2 separate regions of the Homo sapiens genome follow, and region 1 is linked to region 2. A link is an interaction called in ENCODE POLR2A ChIA-PET data of the cell type or tissue named here. Cell type or tissue: Caco-2. All regions are shown on one strand. Region 1 has its middle 38 kb from the start of LINC01978. Region 2 overlaps GCGR (glucagon receptor).

Region 1 (4,000 bases), 1.9 Mb before region 2:
ATTTAATAAAAGCTCTAAGATTCACTGAGGCAAAAAACCTGGGGGAAATAGACATGGACATGCTTGGTGGAAATGTGAATGCAATTACTTCCTGGGAAAGTACTCTGGCAATATCTACTAAAATGAAAATAATACACATAAGCTTTGACCCAGTGATTCCACTCTGGGGAACCTCTTCTTTAGAAACAAAAACAACGGGGTATGAAAATAGATGTAAAAGAATTGCTTTTCCAGCTGGGTGCGGTGGCTCATGCCTGTAATTCCAGCATTTTGGGAGGCTGAGGCAGGTGGATCACCTGAGGTCAGGAGTTCGAGACCAGCTAGGCCAACATGGTGAAACCCTGTTTCTACTAAAAATACAAAATTAGCTGGGCATGGTGTCACACACCTGTAATCCCAGCTACTCAGGAGGCTGAGGCAGGAGAATCACTTGAGCCCAGGAGGCGGAGGTTACAGTGAGCTGATATGGCCCCACTGCACTCCAGCCTGGTCAACAGAGTGAGACTCCACCTCAAAAAAAAAAAAAAAAAAAAGAATGCTTTTTCGGCACTGTCTATGGTGGTGAAACCAAAGCAAAACAAAAAAAATAAAGAAATTGGAAGTAATTTGTGAATGCACATCTTTATAAGTATATAATTGTAGCATATTTAGGGCAGCCACAGTGGTTGACACCTGTAATCCCAGCACTTTGGGAGGCCAAGGCAGAATGATTACTTGAGCCCAGGAGTTCAAGACAAGCTTGGGCAACATAATGCGATCCCATCTCTATAAATAATTTTAAAAATTAGCCAGCCATTGGCCAGGCATGGTGGCTCATGTCTGTAATCCCAGCAGTTTGGGAGGGCAAGGCAGGTGGATCACCTGAGGCCAGGAGTTCGAGACTAGCCTGGCCAACATGGTGAAACCCCTTCTCCACTAAAAATACAAAAATCAGCTGGTTGTGGTTTAGGATACAGGCCCGTGCCTGTAATCCTAGCTACTCGGGAGACTGAGGCAGGAGAATCGCTTGAACTAGGGAAGTGGAGGTTGAGCCAAGATTGTGCCACTGCACTCCAGCCTGGGTGATAGAGCAAGACTTTTTCTAAAAAAAGAAACCAAAAACATTAGCCAGGCATGGTGGCATATGCCTGTGATCCCAGCTACTAGGGAGGCTAAGGCAGGAGGATTGCCTGAGCCTGGTAGGTTGAGGATGCAGTGAGCTGTGATAGCACTGCTGCGCTCTAGCCTGGGCGACAGAGCAAAATGCTCTCAACTGCCCGCAGCCCCCGTTCCCCGACACACACAAATTGTAGCAAATTTACACATGGCAGCCTTGAAATGGAATGAGTTAAATCTAGGCCAATTACCATGAAAGGGGATGTCCATCAAATATTTGATAAAGAGGGGGGAATACCAAATAGACACTGTATGTTATGATCTCCATTTTTTAATATGAAGCAAGAAATAATCCTGCTACCCTCCACCAGTGGGGTATGAATAGGAGGAATCCATGGACCAGTCCCAAACTGGCTGCTGACCCTGAATGCCTTGGAGAAGTGAGATTGGAGGGAAGGTGGGAAAATGGTGAACTTTTCTTTGTTTATCTTTGCATGGTTTCACTTGCCAAAGCCGGGAGGTGTTACTTTTTTTTTTTTTTTTTTTTTTTTTTGAGATGGAGTCTCTCTCTCTCTGTCACCCAGGCTGGAGTGCAGTGGTGCGATCTTGGCTCACTGCAACCTACGCCTCCCAGGTTCAAGCGATTCTTCTGCCTCAGCTTACTGAGTAGCTGGGACTACAGGCATATGCCACCATGTCCAGCTAATTTTTGTATTTTTAGTAGAGACGGGGTTTCACCATGTTGGCCAGGATGGTCTCAATCTCTCGACCTTGTGATCCGCCTGCCTCAGCCTCCCAAAGTGCTGGGATTACAGGTGTGAGCCACCACGCCCGGCCAGTGAGCCACCACACCCAGCTGAGGTGTTACTTTTTAAAAATAGCTCTACTGATGTATAATTTTTTTTTTTTGAGATGGAGTCTCGAGCTCTGTTGCCCAGGCTGGAGTGCAGTGGCATGATCTAGACTCCCTGCAACCTCCGCCTCCCAGGTTCAAGCGATTCTTGTGCCTCAGCCTCACTAGTAGCTGAGATTACAGGCTAGTAGAGATGGGGTTTCACCATGTTGGCCAGGCTGGTCTCGAACTCCTGAACTCAGGTGATCTGCCTCGACCTCCCAAAGTGCTGGGATTACAGGTGTGAGCCACCACACCAGGCCATGATGTATAATTGAGATAACAAAAACTCACAAATTTAAAAGGTATACTTTGATAAGTTTTGACATGCATACACCCATAAAACTATTACCCCAATCAGATAGTAAACCCGTCCATCGCTCCCCACATTTCTTCTCCCTCCATCCCTCCCTGCTTCCCTGCTCCCCAGTCCTGACCTCTGGCAACCACACTCTGCTTCCCGTCAGCATAGATTCTTTACATTTTGCAGAGTTTTGTATAAATGGAATCAACAGTATGGACTCTTTTTCATCTGGCCTCTTTCACTTGGATAATTATACTGAGATTCATTCATGCTGTTGGCTTTATGAATAGATCATTTATTTTTATTGTACAGTAGTGTTCAATTGTATGCAAATAACACAGTTTGTTAATCCATTTACCTGTTGATAAGTTGTTTCCAGTCTTCAGCTATTACAAATAAAGCTGCTATGAATATTTGTGTACCAGTCTTTGTATGGACTTTCATTTCTTACATTCAGGCATTCATACATTTCATATCCTACATTTCATACGTTCATGAAATGTATACTTTCACTCAAATACCTAGGGATGAAATGGCTGGACCACACAATAGGTGTATCTTTGACTTTTTAAGAAACCAGCAACCTTTTCCAAATTCATTGTACCATTTTGCATTCCCAGCAGCAGTACATGAGAATTCTATTTCGGCCACGCCCTCGCCAAACATTTGATTTCATCAATCTTTTTACTTTAGACATCTTAATTGGTGGGTAGTGGTATCATGTTGTGGTTTTAATCTGCATCTCTCTAACAACTAATGATTTTCAACATCTTTTTATCTTCTTATTCGCCATATGTATATGTATATATACATATATATATATATGACTTCTTTGATGAAGTATCTATTCAAATGTTATGCCTACTTTTTTCTTTTTTTAAGCAGGTGGGGGGTTGTTTTCTTATGATTGAGTTATGAGAGTTCTTTTTATATTCTTTATATATGTCCTTCATCGGATGAATTATTTACAAATATTTTCTCCTAGTTTGTGTCTTTCCATTCTCTTCTTTCGAAGAGCAGAAGTTTTAACTTTTTCTTTTTAAAACTAAAATAGCTTTATTGGGATATACGTCATATACTACACAATTCACCCATTTACATGTACAACTCAAAGATTTTCAATATCCAGGTGACCCTTGAACAATATTCATTTTAACAACATGGGCCACTTATACACAGATTTCCTTCCACCTCTGCTCCCCGTGAGACAGAAAGATCAACCCCTCCTCCTCCTCCTCCTCAATGGGAAGACCATGAGGATGAAGGCCTTTAGGATGATCCACTTCCACTTAATGAACAGTAAATATGCTTTCTTTTCCTTATGATTTTCTTAATAACATTTTCTTTCCTCTAGCTTATAGTAAGAATCCAGTATATAATACATATAACATGCAAAATATGTGTGAATCAACTGTTTATCTGTAAGGCTTTTGAACAACAGTAAGCTCTTAGTAGTTAAGTTTTGGGGGAGTCAAAAGTTATACGTGGATTTTTGACTGCAGGGAGTCAGTGCCTCTAACCCCCGTGTTGTTCAAGGGTCAACTTGTATTAACAGATATGTGCAAACATCACCACTGTCAACATTAGAACATCTTCATCACCCCCACAAATCATCTTATATGCATTAGCAGTCCTGCCCCATTTTCTCCTACCCCCACCCCCACCCCCAGCCCTAGGCAACCTCTAATGAATATTTTTAATTTTGATAA
Region 2 (4,000 bases):
CCTCGGGAACCCTCCCATTGGGCACCTCGGGAACCCCCCTATTGGGCACCTCGGGAACCCCCACATTGGGCACCTCGGGAACCCCCCCTATTGGGCACCTTGGGAACCCCTCCCCTAATTCTCAGCTGACTCCAAGGCCTGAGAAGGAGCTTGGTCACCTGGACTGTGAAGGTGGAGGGTGGGGTCCCTGGTGGGTCGTCCCACCTACCAGCTGTGTCGCCGGAAGGGTAATACGGAGCACTGTGGCCCCGGGGAGCCCCGAGTGGCAGCTCCACAGCTGGGAGTTTCTGTCCACTCCTTCAGTCAACAAACATTGATCCTGGGCTGACCGGGGCCCGGGGGTGTCAGTGTCTCCTCTCGGGGGAGAGGGCTGGGTGAGATCAACAGAGGAGCCTCCCTTCTTCCCTTCAGGCTGGTGTCACCTTCAGTGATGGGGCAGGGTCCCCACTTGGGAAGTTAAATCGTCGTCCCCGTCCCAGGACCACAGCAGCCTCAGCCCTGCTCTCCAGGCCAGGCTCTCTCATGGGTGCTCAGCTGGAAATTGGTCCCCCCCCGGCTCCACCCACCCCTGTTGGGGTGAGGAGCTGGAGTCTCCCTACCCATATGGGACCCACCACCCGCAGGGAACGGAGGACGCTCACACTTCTGCACCTCCTGCCTCACTATCAGAGACCCAGTGGAGAATTGCCTCCCACCTCACCTCTTGTATTCAGAGGCCCTGACCCCTAGGGATCCGGGACTAGGGGTGCCCTATGGGGAGCCCACCTGTGGCCTGTGGATGCTGAGCTGTCGGGGGAATCCTCCAGGATCCCCAGCCCCACCTTCCCAACCTTCTGTTGAGGCTGAGGGGACACAGAGCCCCACTCCTGGGTCCTGACTGTTTCAAAGAAAGGCCTGGGGGACTGGGCAGCCAACCCCTCCCTCGGCTCGCTGGGGTCTCCAGACTGGCTGCCCGGCTGGAAGGTGGGGCCCTGGCACGCGAGGACCTCATGTGTGGAGGCACTGGCTTGGGGGGTGCTCCCAGTGGCTCTAGAGTCAACATGACAGGCATCGAATGGCTCCTGTTTCTCTGGCAGAGTTGGGGCAGAGCCAGGCTTGGCCACGCTGGGCTCTAAGGGGCTGTCATTTTGCCCAGGGAGCTCCTGGCTGGGTGGTCCTCCCCCCAGGGTGAGCACGCGTCCCCCCCCACCCCCACTTCGAGGCGCCCAGGCAGGGAACAGCTCATTGGCCAGTGTCCTTCCTCCTTGTCCCCCGCCTGCATCTCCACCATCCACCCTGCTCCAGCTGCCCCTTGTCCCTCTCCCCGTCCCCTGCCCAGAGCCCCAGGTCTCCCCTGCACCCCTGAGCCTGCCCACCTAGCAGTGCCCCTCGTCCAGGGCCCCTCTGGGTTGGGGGTGCACACAGTGGGGAGAGGCGGCTCCTGCTGCTCCTCACCCAGCCCGGCTCAGTGGCCGGAGCCGCCCAGGACAGTGGCAGTAGATGGGGCTGTTTGATCAGGATCAGGGAAGATAAGGCCCCTTGCGTGACCCCAGAGCTGGGGACGCCAAAACTGCCCCTCCTCCCCCACCCGCCTGCCGCTGTCTCCGCCAGGGAGAGGCCCCTACTCTGTGGGTCCTTCGCCCCAGCACCAAGCCTGCATGGCTGCTCACCTGGCTCAGGAACTGGGGATCAGCGACACACGGGTCCTGCCTCCCATCGGCCCCTACATGAGCCCAGGGTCCAAGGGCTGCGGTTGGGAGCTCTTTAGCAGTCTGTGACGCAGGTGCCTGTCCCTGTCATTCAGCTGTCACACTGCTTGGGGCATCTCAGGCCCCGTTAGCGGGGCAGCCCTGGGTGGAGCTGGCCCCACGCGGGCTCACCCAGCCGCTACCTGGAGGAGGCTAAAATCCAGGCTGTCCCGTGGCAGCCAGCAGTCCAGGCCTGCCCGGAAACCCTCTGCTCCAGCTGCAGCCTTCGCCCATCTCCTTGCCCCTCTCCCCGGCTTCCCCCTGGCACTGCCTTCCAGCTGGCTGGCCCTCCATCTGCCCAGCCATCCATCCACACCTCTTATTCCATTTGAGGGTGCCCCAAAGAAGAGCCCGTAACAGCCCGGGGGCTCATAGCCAGCCACTCGCGGGACCCCGCACATGCACGTGGACCCACAGGAAGACCCTCCCTGCTTCTCCCACAGAATTCAGTTGGTGCAGAAACTGGGCTCTGTAGCAACGAAAGGCCGATTTGTGTAGCTGTTGCCACCCCGAACTCCCAGCTCAGATGCTGGCTGTGGCATGGGGACCAGGGGCTGTGACTCCCACAGCCCTGGCAGGCACCACGGGGGATGTCCTCCCCACCCTGTGCCCCCACCCTAGGCCAGCTCCTCCTCCAAGTCGACGCCCGCAGTGCTAACCTCAAAGGACTGTGCAGCCAGCCTGTGGCGTCCCATGGGATCCAGGAAGCCCAACCGAGCCTTGCACGGCACCCACGAGGCACCTAGGCACCCCGGTGCTGGGCAGGGGGCACACATGTGACACAGACCCCTGAGTGTGGGCCCCACACACTTGGCCTGGCACAGCTGCAAGCCAGCCCAGCCACTTTGCTCGCTGTGGCACTGGGGCCAAGTGATGGAAGGTCCAGGCACCGCCACCCTCACGCTTGGCACATTGGCTCAGGTCAGCCTGGCAAGCCAGCTTTCCCAGGGGCTAAGAATAGGTGAGGAGGATGGTGAGGAAGCAGCCGGGGGCTGTCAACTGAGGGAGGAGGTCACCATCTGGGGAGGCTGGTCCCCCACCCAAGAGCATTGGGTCAACCTGCAGGAAGGTGGCTGCCACCAGCAATGAGACGAGGGGCTCTGCGACCCTCAGAGCTGCCAGCCAGCCAGCCCTGGGTGGCAAGAGTGACTCCTCCTGGGGTCTCCTCCCTCCTATCGCCCTCTTTTTTTTTTTTTTTTTTTTTGAGACGGAGTCTCGCTCTGTCACCCAGGCTGGACTGCAATGGCTTGATCTCCGCTCACTGCAAGCTCTGCCTCCCGGGTTCACGCCATTCTCCTGCCTCAAGCTCCCGAGTAGCTGGGACTACAGACGCCCGCCACCACGCCTGGCTAATTTTTTGTATTTTTAGTAGAGACGGGGTTTCACTGTGTTAGCCAGGATGGTCTCGATCTCCAGACCTCGTGATCCACCCCCCTCGGCCTCCCAAAGTTCTGGGATTACAGGCGTGAGCCGCCGCGCCCGGCCCCCAGCTCCCTCTTTATCCCTAGGACCCTGAGGCTCAGAGGGGCAGCTTCAGGGGAGGACACCCCACTGGCCAGGACGCCCCAGGCTCTGCTGCTCTGCCACTCAGCTGCCCTCGGAGGAGCGTACACACCCACCAGGACTGCATTGCCCCAGCTGTGCAGCCCCTGCCAGATGTGGGAGGCAGCTAGCTGCCCAGAGGCATGCCCCCCTGCCAGCCACAGCGACCCCTGCTGCTGTTGCTGCTGCTGCTGGCCTGCCAGGTGAGGACTCACAGCACCCTCAGCACCCAGGGGCCCTCCTGTGAGGACTGCACACTGATGGCTCTCTGTCTGCCTGCCTGCCTGCCTGCCTGTCTGCCTGCCTGTCTGTCTGTCTGCCCGTCTGCCTGCCCATCTGCCTGTCTGTCTGCCTGTCCGTCTGTCTGTCCATCTGTCCATCTGCCTATCCATCTGCCTGCCTGTCTGCCTGTCCGTCTGCCTGTCTGTCTGCCTGTCCATCTGTCCATCTGCCTATCCATCTGCCTGCCTGTCTGTCGGCCTGCCTGCCTGCCTGTCTGTCTGCTGCCTGTCTGTCCGTCTGCCTGTCTGCCTGTCCGTCTGCCTGCCTGTCCGTCTGCCTGTCCGTCTGCCTGCCTGCCTGTCTGTCTGCCTGCCTGTCTGCCTGCCTGTCCGTCTGCCTGTCCGTCTGCCTGCCTGTCTGCCTGCCTGTCTGCCTGTCTGCCCGTCTGCCTGTCTGTCTGCCTGTCCGTCTGCCTGTCTGTCCGTCTGTCCATCTGCCTATCCATCTGC

The links. ChIA-PET counts read pairs that join two places held together with the same protein. Peaks named below come from ENCODE experiments on the same cell type or tissue, not always from the same donor. Only the 100,000 strongest peaks of a DNase experiment are listed, where the experiment ranks them.
Region 1: POLR2A ChIA-PET joins it to region 2 with 7 read pairs; 2 of 35 experiments call an interaction of 5 or more read pairs at or near these places.

Annotation. Positions count from the first base shown.
Region 1 is chr17:79,879,165-79,883,164 of GRCh38, forward strand. No RefSeq gene overlaps it. Among named protein-coding and RNA genes, the nearest start is that of LINC01978, 38 kb to the right of the region's middle. In Caco-2, no CTCF peak of the experiment used is centred here; no DNase peak of the experiment used is centred here.
Region 2 is chr17:81,805,607-81,809,606 of GRCh38, forward strand. GCGR (glucagon receptor) reads left to right here. Exons shown (of 14, transcript NM_000160.5): 2 at 3,236-3,472. The coding sequence starts at 3,413. Among named protein-coding and RNA genes, the nearest start is that of GCGR, 3.5 kb to the left of the region's middle. In Caco-2, no CTCF peak of the experiment used is centred here; a DNase peak (open chromatin) is centred at 1,553.